Linked DNA regions of Homo sapiens: regions 2 and 3 are each linked to region 1. The links are chromatin contacts, found by Hi-C or POLR2A ChIA-PET in ENCODE. All regions are on one chromosome and are shown on one strand. Each heading gives the region's core, a stretch centred on a gene start or an enhancer-like site at or near the end of the contact. The rest is flanking DNA. Distances are from core to core; before and after follow the strand shown.

What was found. A loop is a pair of places that touch in the nucleus more often than their neighbours do. ChIA-PET counts read pairs that join two places held with the same protein, here RNA polymerase II (POLR2A). Pooled maps may share reads with other maps.
Region 2: a pooled map shows a loop between it and region 1 (2.6-fold over the local background). The contact joins the promoter of NFIX here to the promoter of TRMT1 in region 1. A Hi-C loop is called at or near these places in 1 of 168 maps with a recorded cell type or tissue (natural killer cell) and 8 of 50 pooled maps. POLR2A ChIA-PET finds 5 or more read pairs at or near these places in 9 of 52 experiments (A673, H1, IMR-90 and 6 more).
Region 3: a loop to region 1 is called in a pooled map, with 4 times the contacts of the local background. The contact joins the enhancer-like site here to the promoter of TRMT1 in region 1. A Hi-C loop is called at or near these places in 1 of 168 maps with a recorded cell type or tissue (B cell), 17 of 37 single-sample maps with no recorded cell type and 11 of 50 pooled maps. POLR2A ChIA-PET finds 5 or more read pairs at or near these places in 4 of 52 experiments (CD8-positive, alpha-beta T cell, H1, activated B cell and 1 more).

What each region holds. Positions count from the first base shown.
Region 1 is chr19:13,115,160-13,118,373 of GRCh38, reverse strand. TRMT1 (tRNA methyltransferase 1) reads left to right here and starts at 1,634. Exons shown (of 17, transcript NM_001136035.4): 1 at 1,634-1,721; 2 at 1,943-2,228; 3 at 2,322-2,377; 4 at 2,606-2,748; 5 at 2,908-3,095. The coding sequence starts at 1,975. NACC1 (nucleus accumbens associated 1) reads right to left here and starts at 110. Exons shown (of 6, transcript NM_052876.4): 1 at 1-110. RefSeq lists a silencer at 101-300 and enhancers at 341-490, 1,451-1,640.
Region 2 is chr19:12,993,950-12,997,163 of GRCh38, reverse strand. It overlaps NFIX (nuclear factor I X), which reads right to left and starts at 1,689. Exons shown (of 11, transcript NM_001365902.3): 1 at 1,300-1,689. The coding sequence starts at 1,326. RefSeq lists an enhancer at 820-1,408 and a silencer at 1,583-1,742.
Region 3 is chr19:13,214,433-13,217,646 of GRCh38, reverse strand. It overlaps CACNA1A (calcium voltage-gated channel subunit alpha1 A), which reads left to right. Exons shown (of 47, transcript NM_001127222.2): 39 at 3,039-3,146. Among named protein-coding and RNA genes, the nearest start is that of IER2, 66 kb to the right of the region's middle. RefSeq lists enhancers at 1,426-1,795, 1,916-1,965 and a silencer at 1,846-2,046. Within about 2 kb of position 1,951, at least 5 of the 41 ENCODE cell types and tissues checked have a DNase peak (open chromatin) inside an H3K27ac peak, as active enhancers do; they include B cell and CD8-positive, alpha-beta T cell, where a contact is called at or near this core.

The sequences.
Region 1 (3,214 bases), core at 385-2,884:
CGCTGCGCCGGGGCCTCGGCCTCCGCCTCCGCGGCCTCCGCGGCCTCCGCCTCAGCAGCAGCGGCAGCCGCGGCGGCCATTCATTGTGGGCCAGGCCGCCCCAGCCGAGCGCCGAGCGAGCGCAAGCCGCGCTGCCGCCGCAGCCAGGCCAGGGAGGAGCGGCCCCGGCCCCGCCCGCGCACCGCCCTCGGGCCCCGCCCTCCAGGCGAGGCCAGCCGAGCTCCGAGCGCGCCCCTTCTAACCGGCTCCGTCTCCTCTCTATGCCCCTGGGGGATCCTCGCCAGTACGTCGGCTCAGCTCGATGGTTCGAATCCTGGCCCCGCCACCTTCTAGTCCCGCGACCTTGGGCAAGTCGCTCTACCTTTCCGAACTTTAGTTTCCTGTAAAACAAAAACAATAATGACTGCTGTTTATTGTGGCAGGCACTGCGTTACATTCTTTATGGGAATTAGCTCGTTTAAACTACACAGTAACATTTTTTAGTGAGAACTGCTACAGACACACTATAGAAAATAAAGGCAGCTGGGCGCGGTGTCTCACGCCTGTAATCCCAGCACTTTGGGAGACCGAGGTGGGTGGATCGCCTGAGGTCAGGAGTTCGAAACCAGCCTGGCCAATATGGTGAAACTCTGTCTCTACTAAAAATACAAAAATTAGCCGGGCGTGATGGCATGCGCTTGTAATCCCAGCTACTCGGGAGACTGAGGCAGAAGAATCGCTTGCACCCGGGAGGCGGTGGTTGCAGTGAGCCGAGATCATGCCACTGCACTCCAGCCTGGGCGAGACTCCGTCTCAAAAAAAAAAAAAAAAGAAAGAAAGAAAGAAAAGGAGGCACAGAGAAATGAAGAAAGCTGGTCAAGATCATCACACAGCAAGGAAGTGATGGTAGGTGCCAGGATTTAAACACAGGCTCAAAAGCGACAATAAGACCTAAGACTTTTATGATGCTTACCGGATGCTAGGTTCTGTTAGCATTTTACCTGCACTAACTCGTTTACTTCTCACTACAACCCAGTAACAAATGGTAAAAAAAAGTTCTGCCCATTTTGCAAAAGCGGTAACTTAAGTTCAGAGTTAACAAGTCGCAGGGCGAGCTGAGACTGGAACCCAGGTAGCCGGGACCACTTCGCTGTCCTGCCTTCATACACTGGTTAGAACTTTACCGAGCGCTTACAATGTTAGAGTGGTTCTTTGCACACTTTCCAGGAATCTGTCATTTAATCTTTGCTCTATCTGAGAAACCACGATTCTCATTTAATAGGTAAGAAAAGTGAAGCCGCGGGAGTAACCTGCCCAGAGCATGTGATGGGACTGAGATTCAAACCCGGTAAATCCAACTCCAGAGCCTGAGTCATTCCTGCAGGGTGCTCTGAAATAATGTGTATATAGCACCCAGAACACAGAAGAGGACCAATAAGTGTTGGGTTTCTCCGCTTACCGCCCCTTTTCTGAGCCACAACTTCCTCATCTGTGAAATGGGACTAGGGACGTGTCCTCTCCCAGGGGATCCACTGTGATTAACACCCCCGGAACAGCACGATCAGCGCGCTTCCTTTATGGCTTTCATTTTGATCCCGGCCGCCCACCGTACGTTTCCTCATTGACTGGCCAACCACTATCATGTGATTCGCCCACCCACTGTGCCAACATGGCGGCGCCCAGGTCCTAATTCGGGAAACGTGCACCTTGACTAATTCGGTTTTCTGTGGCTACGAGAGCAGGTGAGGACGGGCTAGGCAGCGCGGGGAGGGATTCGGACTCGGGGCGGGCCTGCACGAGGGCATCGGCTCCACAGGGACCAGTCATCCCCAAAACGAGGGGATATCAGCTTACCGAGGCCGCAGGTTTTCCTAGTCCCTACCTCATAGATATGTAGGACATCCCCGGGCCCGGAATGCGGCTCTCTGACCCTCTCTGTGCCCTCCCCCGCCCCCCGAACCAGGCTTGGCGGGCGGAGGCGCCAGCGGATGTCTCATGCAAGGATCGTCTCTGTGGCTAAGCCTCACTTTCCGCTCCGCCCGGGTGCTCTCTAGAGCCCGGTTTTTCGAGTGGCAGTCTCCAGGGCTGCCGAATACAGCAGCGATGGAGAACGGCACCGGGCCCTACGGAGAAGAACGTCCACGTGAAGTCCAGGAGACGACAGTCACCGAGGGGGCTGCCAAAATCGCCTTTCCCAGTGCCAACGAGGTCTTTTATAACCCGGTGCAGGAATTCAATCGGGACCTGACGTGAGCAGGGGTCAGACGTTAGCCTGGCATCGGCTAGTGGGTCAGTGTGGATGGCGGGGGCGGGGTATGAGCTAGTCCTCTGTCTCCCACCAGATGTGCTGTGATCACCGAGTTTGCTCGCATTCAGCTTGGGGCCAAAGGAATCCAGAGTGAGTGGAGGTCCAGGCTTCTGGTGGGCGGGGGTCACACAAGTTTATCTCCCTGCCTGGGCTCTTCTGCCGCCCAAATCCAGAGGGGCTTCAGCCACATAGCAGGCCCTGGGTTCTGCTCCTTCAGCCTTTCCGCAGGGATTTCAGGGACGATATTTTGGAGATTAAGGGGAGGTTTCTCAGAGGGGACCTTGTTATTCTCTGACTTGTGCCTCTGGGTGGCTGCAGTCAAGGTTCCAGGAGAGAAGGACACGCAAAAAGTGGTCGTGGACTTGTCAGAGCAAGAGGAGGAAAAGGTTGAACTGAAAGAGAGTGAAAACCTGGCCTCAGGAGACCAACCTCGCACAGCGGCCGTGGGGGAGATCTGTGAGGTGGGGCCTGAGCATAGGAGCTGGCAGCCCTGGAATTTAGCGGGAGACAGAGGGCTCCTGGAGGGGGAGAGCTATAGGAGGTGGGTGGTGGGGGCTCCTTGGGGCCCAGAAGAGGATGGAGGTGGAGATGTGAGGGAGGTTTTCTGCTTACTCCAACAGGAAGGCCTGCATGTGCTGGAAGGCCTGGCAGCTTCAGGCCTACGTTCCATTCGATTTGCCCTAGAGGTGCCTGGGCTCAGATCTGTGGTTGCAAACGATGCCTCCACCCGGGCTGTGGATCTCATACGCCGGAATGTCCAGCTCAATGACGTGGCCCACCTGGTACAGCCGAGCCAAGCAGATGCCCGGTAGGTTCTGGGCATCACAGCCTAGCTCTGGGACAAGCCTGCCTGGGGTCAAATTCTGGCTCTGTCACATTCTCACTCTGTGACCTTGAGTGAGTGACTTAGCCTCTTTGAGCCCCAGT
Region 2 (3,214 bases), core at 440-2,939, 120 kb after region 1:
GGAGCCATACCCATGTGGACTGCCACTGTAAGCTGTGGACACACTTGGCACATGGCTGACAAGGATCAGGCTGGGCAGAGGGGACAATTAGGGCCTGGCCTAGAGAACCCCCACATGCAGGCCTGGCTGGCAGCAGGGCTAAGCAGCCCCTAGATGTCCCCTCTTCGGAGACTGTTACCAGCTGTGGCTTGGCCCTGCAGGCAACGCTGTCAGGGCCACTGTGGGACTCTGGGCAGCTTCTGTGCCCTCTTAGAGCCTCAGGCCACAGCCCAGGGAGAGTTGGGTGGCCCGACAGGCATCCTCGAAGCTTTTGCCGCAGCCGTGCGCCGCGCAGGGAACTTCGCTGCAGGCGGGACGCGCTCTAGCAACGCGCCAAGGTCGGCGCTGTTGTGCCCGAGGCTGACCCGACGGTGTGGCCGCAGCACTGTCGGCTGTGTCCACGGCTGCCTCCCGCCCCTCCCGCCTCCAGGCGACGGGACGGGATTCCCCAGGCCTGCCGGGTCCACTCCGCAGCAGCCCGGGTCGCTGGGGCCAGAAAGTTTGCGCCGAGGAAAGTTTGGGGGTGGGGGGGCAGAGGCTGCGACGTCCGGGGTCGGAGAGGCGCGGCCACCGCTGGCAGCGCGCCCGCCCCCCTCTCCCCTCCCCTGCCCCTCCGAAATTTGGGAGCCCCGCCATTTTCTTAGCCCCGCTCCCATGTGAGGCCTAAACAAAGACTTTGGGGAGACGCCCGGGCCGCTCGGCCCACCCCAGGCACCCCGGCCGCACGCAAGGGCCGCCGCCACGCACGCCGGCCACTGCCACCCTCGGGAACCGCTGCGCCCTCCCCAGGAAGCGTCGCGGGACCCAGTGTCCCCTCTGCGCCCTCGGGACCACCCTCTTGCCACTCTGTCAACCCCGCAAACACTGCCAGCGACCACGCTGCCCGGGTGCGCGCTACAGTAGCCCACAGGTCAGCCGGAGTCCCGCTGCCCATCGCACCCCAGTCGAGCGCGCACACACACACACACACACACACACACACGTACACGCACTCCCGCCTGCGCTCCACGGGCAGCGCCACGACGCAGCTGGCCACCCCCGGAACCCCCAAAAGGAGTCCGCCCGGTGGCCAGGGTCGCACGCGCACGGTGACGCCCGCACGCGTGCCTGGGCTCCCCGCGGCACAGCCTGCACCCCTCGGCGGCCCGCGGGCTCTCGGCCCCCCCTTCCCGGCCGCCGCGCGTCCCCTCCGCCCGCGCCGCCGGCCGGCCTCCCGCGCCCGCTCCCCTCCCCCGGTCGCGCGGGGGCGGCGGCCGGTACCTGGGTGAGGCAGTACGGGGAGTACATAGCTGGGCGCCCGGGCGGGAGCGCGGCGGCCGGCCGCGGCGAGGGGAGGCCCGGCAGGCGGCGGCCGCGCTCGGGCTCGGGCTCCGGCTCGGCTCCTCCGGCCTCCGCCGCGCTGCGCCCGCCCGGCCCGCGGCCCCGCGCTCGGCCCGGCGCCGCTCCGCGCTCGCCGCTCGCAAGCTCGGCCCCGCCGGCTCCGGGGCCGCCGCTGCCGCCGCCGCCGCCGCGCTCGCCGCTGCCTCTCGCGTCCGCCGCCGCCGCCGCTGCCGCCGCGCGTCTACTCCATGCCGCCGCCGCTCGGCCGGTCACCCTCGCCCGCCGCCGCCGCCGCCGCAGCCGCCGCGCTGTGAAAGTGAAAGTTTAGACAAAGTTTGGAAGCGGCGCACTCCGGGGAGAGGGAGCGGGCGGGCGGCGCGGGCGGGAGGAGGGGCGCGGGGAGGGGCGGGCAGGGCGGGGGAGCGGCGGCCGGCGCACACACACAAGCACACACATGCACACACACACACGAACACACGCACACGCGCGCGCGGGGGCGCACACCGACGCGGCCGCCCTGACACGTGCTGGCCCGCGTTCCAGCGCAGACACACGCTGACACGCAGCGGGACTCGGACCCCGCCACACATGTCACGTCCAGAACGCCTGGCCACACGTTCCGCCTTCGAACACAAAGCACACTCGGACACCAGTGCACACAAGGCACAGACACACAACCCCTACACACGGGCACACACACACAGCAGTCTGGGAAAACACCCACGACCCACGCTCTGACATGCACCGTCCCACCATGGTATCCAGGCACACAACAAGGAACCGCGTATAGACATACACCAAAGCAGGCGTCACGTAGACACACACTGATATACACGAAGACACACCAGTGCATGACACATAGAGATGCACACTGATGCACACACACTGACGCATGTTCCTGCAGAACACAGACACATGCAAGATCACACAGCCACACGCTGACACCTTCCAGACACACAATTCCTACACGCAGACACATACACAACACACACACATCGCAGTGCCAGAACACACTGGCAGTTGTGGCAGTACACCCCGATGTACAGAATGACACTGATGATTGAGAGGCCGAGGCCAGTGGATTGCTTGAGCTCAGGAGTTCAAGACCAGCCTGGACAACATGGCAAAACCCCTCTCTACCAAAAATACAAAAATTAGCTGGGTGTGGTGGTGGATGCCTGTGGTCCCAGCTACTTAGGAGGCTGAAGTGGGGGGATCCCTTGAGCCCGGGGAGGTCAAGGGTGCAGTGAGCCATGATAGTGCCATTGCACTCCAACCTGGGTGACAGAGCAAGACCCTGTCTGAAAAAAAATAACTAAATAAATAAGATGACACTAATGAAGGGAAGATACACAATGTCACATAAACACACACCAAACACCTGGAAGTGAATGCAAAGGACCCCAATACAAAGAGATACACAGCGTCACAGATACAAAGCAACACTGGCTGTCACAACACAACACACAGACACACACACACACACACACACTGGGTTGCCCAGATGTACCCACAGGCCTTGGACACACTGACCAACTGATGCCCAGGCGGCTGACAACCCCCCTGGGAGAATCATCTAGCCATGCACACAGGGATCACACACATACACCCATGTCCCTTACGTGCCCCCCCCCCAACACACTTGTAATGTGGCCCTGATCATCGACATAGGCAAATATAGCAGGAGACCCACAGCTCAGCTGTCAGGGACAGAATTGGGCATCAGGGCCTCCGTACATGTACACACACACACACACACTTTGGTGAGGTTCCAGCCCCTCTTGCGGGCCCTGACTCCTCATTTTCAGAACATAAAGGCCTGGGGGGAGAGGTAGTGCTGGGGACCCTGGAGCAA
Region 3 (3,214 bases), core at 702-3,201, 99 kb before region 1:
GCCACTCAGTTCCCTGAAGACAATGATCCCCCAGATTTCTCAGCCAGGAGCCCCTCCACCTCTTGTCCTCAGTGGGTGCCAGGCCTCATCCTGGAGTTCCACAGCTGAGCCAGGCTCTCGGGGTTACGGAAGGTCAAGAGGGTGTGGGGACAACAATGGAAGAGTGATAACAGTGGCAGCCCTTTGAGCAGATGCGGGTCTCAGGAGAACATAACGCGCTTTCTTTTCATAGTTCAGCTCACTTTCTAAGCACACTGAGCTTCCTTTCCAGCAGGCTAAGGGGCTGCAAAGGGGGTACAGATTAACCTCATTCTTCAGATTCTCAAAAATGGTGTCACCATTCATTGCTGGAGACTGGGAGAAAGGGGGCAAGTCCATCTCATTCTCTCTGTCTCTGTCTCTCTCTCTCTCTTCCCTGTCCATCTGTTTCTCTCTCCCACCCACCCCTCTGTTCTCTCTGCCCAGAAGAATCTCTATTTTGGTTTTGGTTTTGTTTGTTTTGTATTGTTTTGAGACGGAGTCTCGTTCTGTCGCCCAGGCTGGAGTGCAGTGGCGCAGTCTCAACTCACCACTGCAGCCTCCACCTCCCAGGTTCAAGCGATTCTCATGCCTCAGCCTCCCGAGTAGTTGGGATTACAGGCGCACGCCACCACGCCCAGCTAATTTTTGCATTTTTACTAGAGACTGGTTTCACCATGTTGACCAGGCTGGACCCTATCCTCTTTCAAGCCCCCCACCCCAGGCATTGAGGGCAGAGCCAACTACCTGCCTGAACCAATTAGCATATTAAACGTAAACCCAGTTAGCATATCCAAATAGCAGCCCACAGTGACATTCTGACTGTCAGAATGTGGATTGCTTGAGCCCAGGAGCTCAAGGCTTCGGTGAACAAAGATTGTGCCACAGCCTGGGCAACAGAGTAAGTCCCTGTCGATCGATAGATAGATGATAGATAGATAGATAGATAGATAGATAGATAGATAGATAGATAGATAGATAAATTTTTAAAAAAAATAATAGGCCAGGCACAGTGGCTCATGCCTGTAATCCCAGCACTTTGGGAGGCCGAGGCAGGCAGATCACCTGAGGTCAGGAGTTCGAGACCAGCCTGGCCAACATGGTGAAACCCTGTCTCTACAAAAATATAAAAATAGCCAGGCAGATGTCTGTAATCCCAGCTACTCAGGAGGCTGAGGTAGGAGAATCGCTTGAACTCTGAAGGTGGAGGTTGCAGTGAGCCGAGATCATGCCATTGCACTCCAGCCTGAGTGACAGAGCGAGACTCCATCTCAAAAATAATAACAATAATAAAAATAATAATAAATGCTCTGGCCCCAAAGTGGCACATTACATGGTGCACACCCCATTAGCAAGGACTCATCACATGGCCCTGCCAACCACAGGAGGAACCCCCCCATGTACTCAGGTAGGAGGGCCAGGAAACACCGTCAGAGAGCTTTAATGACTCACCCCATGACTGGGGTGAGGGACGAGGGACTGGCTGCAGGCCAAGGGCATGTCCGTGGCAGTGGAGACTTGGGAAAGGGGAAAAGACCTCCTCTGAGCCACGCACAGTGGCTTTCATCTGTAATTCCAGCACTTTGGGAGGCTGAGGTGGGAGGATCTTGAGCCCAGGAGGTCGAGACTGCAGTGAGCTATGTTTGTGCCACGGCACTCTAGCCTGGGCGACAGAGCAAAACCCTGTCTCAAAAATCAAAATAAAACCAAAACCAAAACTTCCTCTGTTGGGGATGCTCCAGGGCGTCCCAGCCTTGAACAGATGGGTCACTGCAGTAATAATCCTATGGCAGACACTGTCCCAAGGCTGCACGCACGTTACTTTGATCATCAAACAACCAGGTGATAGCCAGGCATGGTGGTGCGTGCCTGTAGTCCCAGCTACTCAGGAAGCTGAAGCGGGAGAATCTCTTGAACCTGGGAGGCGGAGGTAACAGTGAGTCGAGATCACATGACTGCACTTCAGCCTGGGAACAGAGAGAGACTCTGTCAAAAAAAAAAAAAAAACAGGCCAGACGCGGTGGCTCACGCATGTAATCGCCAGCACTTTGGGAGGCTGAGGAGGGTGGATCACCTGAGGTCAGGAGTTTGAGACCAGCCTGGCCAACATGGTGAAACCCCGTCTCTACTAAAAATACAAAATTAGTTGGGCGTGGTGGTGCACACCTGTAATCCCAGCTACTCGGGAGGCTGAGGCAGGAGAATCGCTTGAACCCAGGAGGCAGAGGTTGCAGTGAGCTGAGATTGCACCATTGCACTCCAGCCTGGGCAACAAGAGTGAAACTCCATCTCAAAAAAAAAACAAAAAAAAAACAACCAGCCAGGCGCGGTGGCTTACGCCTGTAATCCCAGCACTTTGGGAGGCCGAGGCGTGTGGATCACCCGAGGTTAGGAGTTCGAGACCAGCTTGACCAACATGGTGAAACTCCGTCTCTACTAAAAATACAAAAAATTAGCCAGGCATGGTGGTGCATGTCTGTAATCCCAGCTACTCGGGAAGCTGAGACAGGAGAATTGCTTGAACCCAGGAGTCGGAGGTTGCAGTGAGCCAAGCTCGTGCCACTGCACTCCAGCCTGGGCAACAGAGCAAGACTCTGTCTAAAAAAAAAAAAAAAACACACACACACACACACAACAACCAGGTGAGGCAAGTACTCTTGCTATCATCTCCATTTCACAGATGGAGAAACTGAGTTACTAAGTGGTAGAGTAACCTAAGTCATGCAGCCGATAACTGGGAGACAAGATTGGGACCCAGGTCGCCCAGCTGTTCTCCATGCCGGGCTGTCTCCTGCACAGCTGCTCCATGGTCCTGGCCCCACCGAAAACCAGAGCCCACAAGGTCATTCCAGCAGCACTGCCCAGGGCCTCCTCTGGGCCAGGCCGTTGGGGAACTGGAGACCCCATGGGGACCAGAAAGATTGGGGTCTCGTTCTCGGGAGCCTATGGCTTTGCAGCTGACCCAGAGTCCAGCTGACACCCAGGCAGGCAGTCAGGGTCTGTCTACACCCCCATTGCAGGAGGAGCCGACAAACAGCAGATGGACGCTGAGCTGCGGAAGGAGATGATGGCGATTTGGCCCAATCTGTCCCAGAAGACGCTAGACCTGCTGGTCACACCTCACAAGTGTAAGAGCTGAGCCCAGCCCTGGGATCCAATCCACCAGGACAGATGGAGGGGGAGGGAAAGGGGAGGC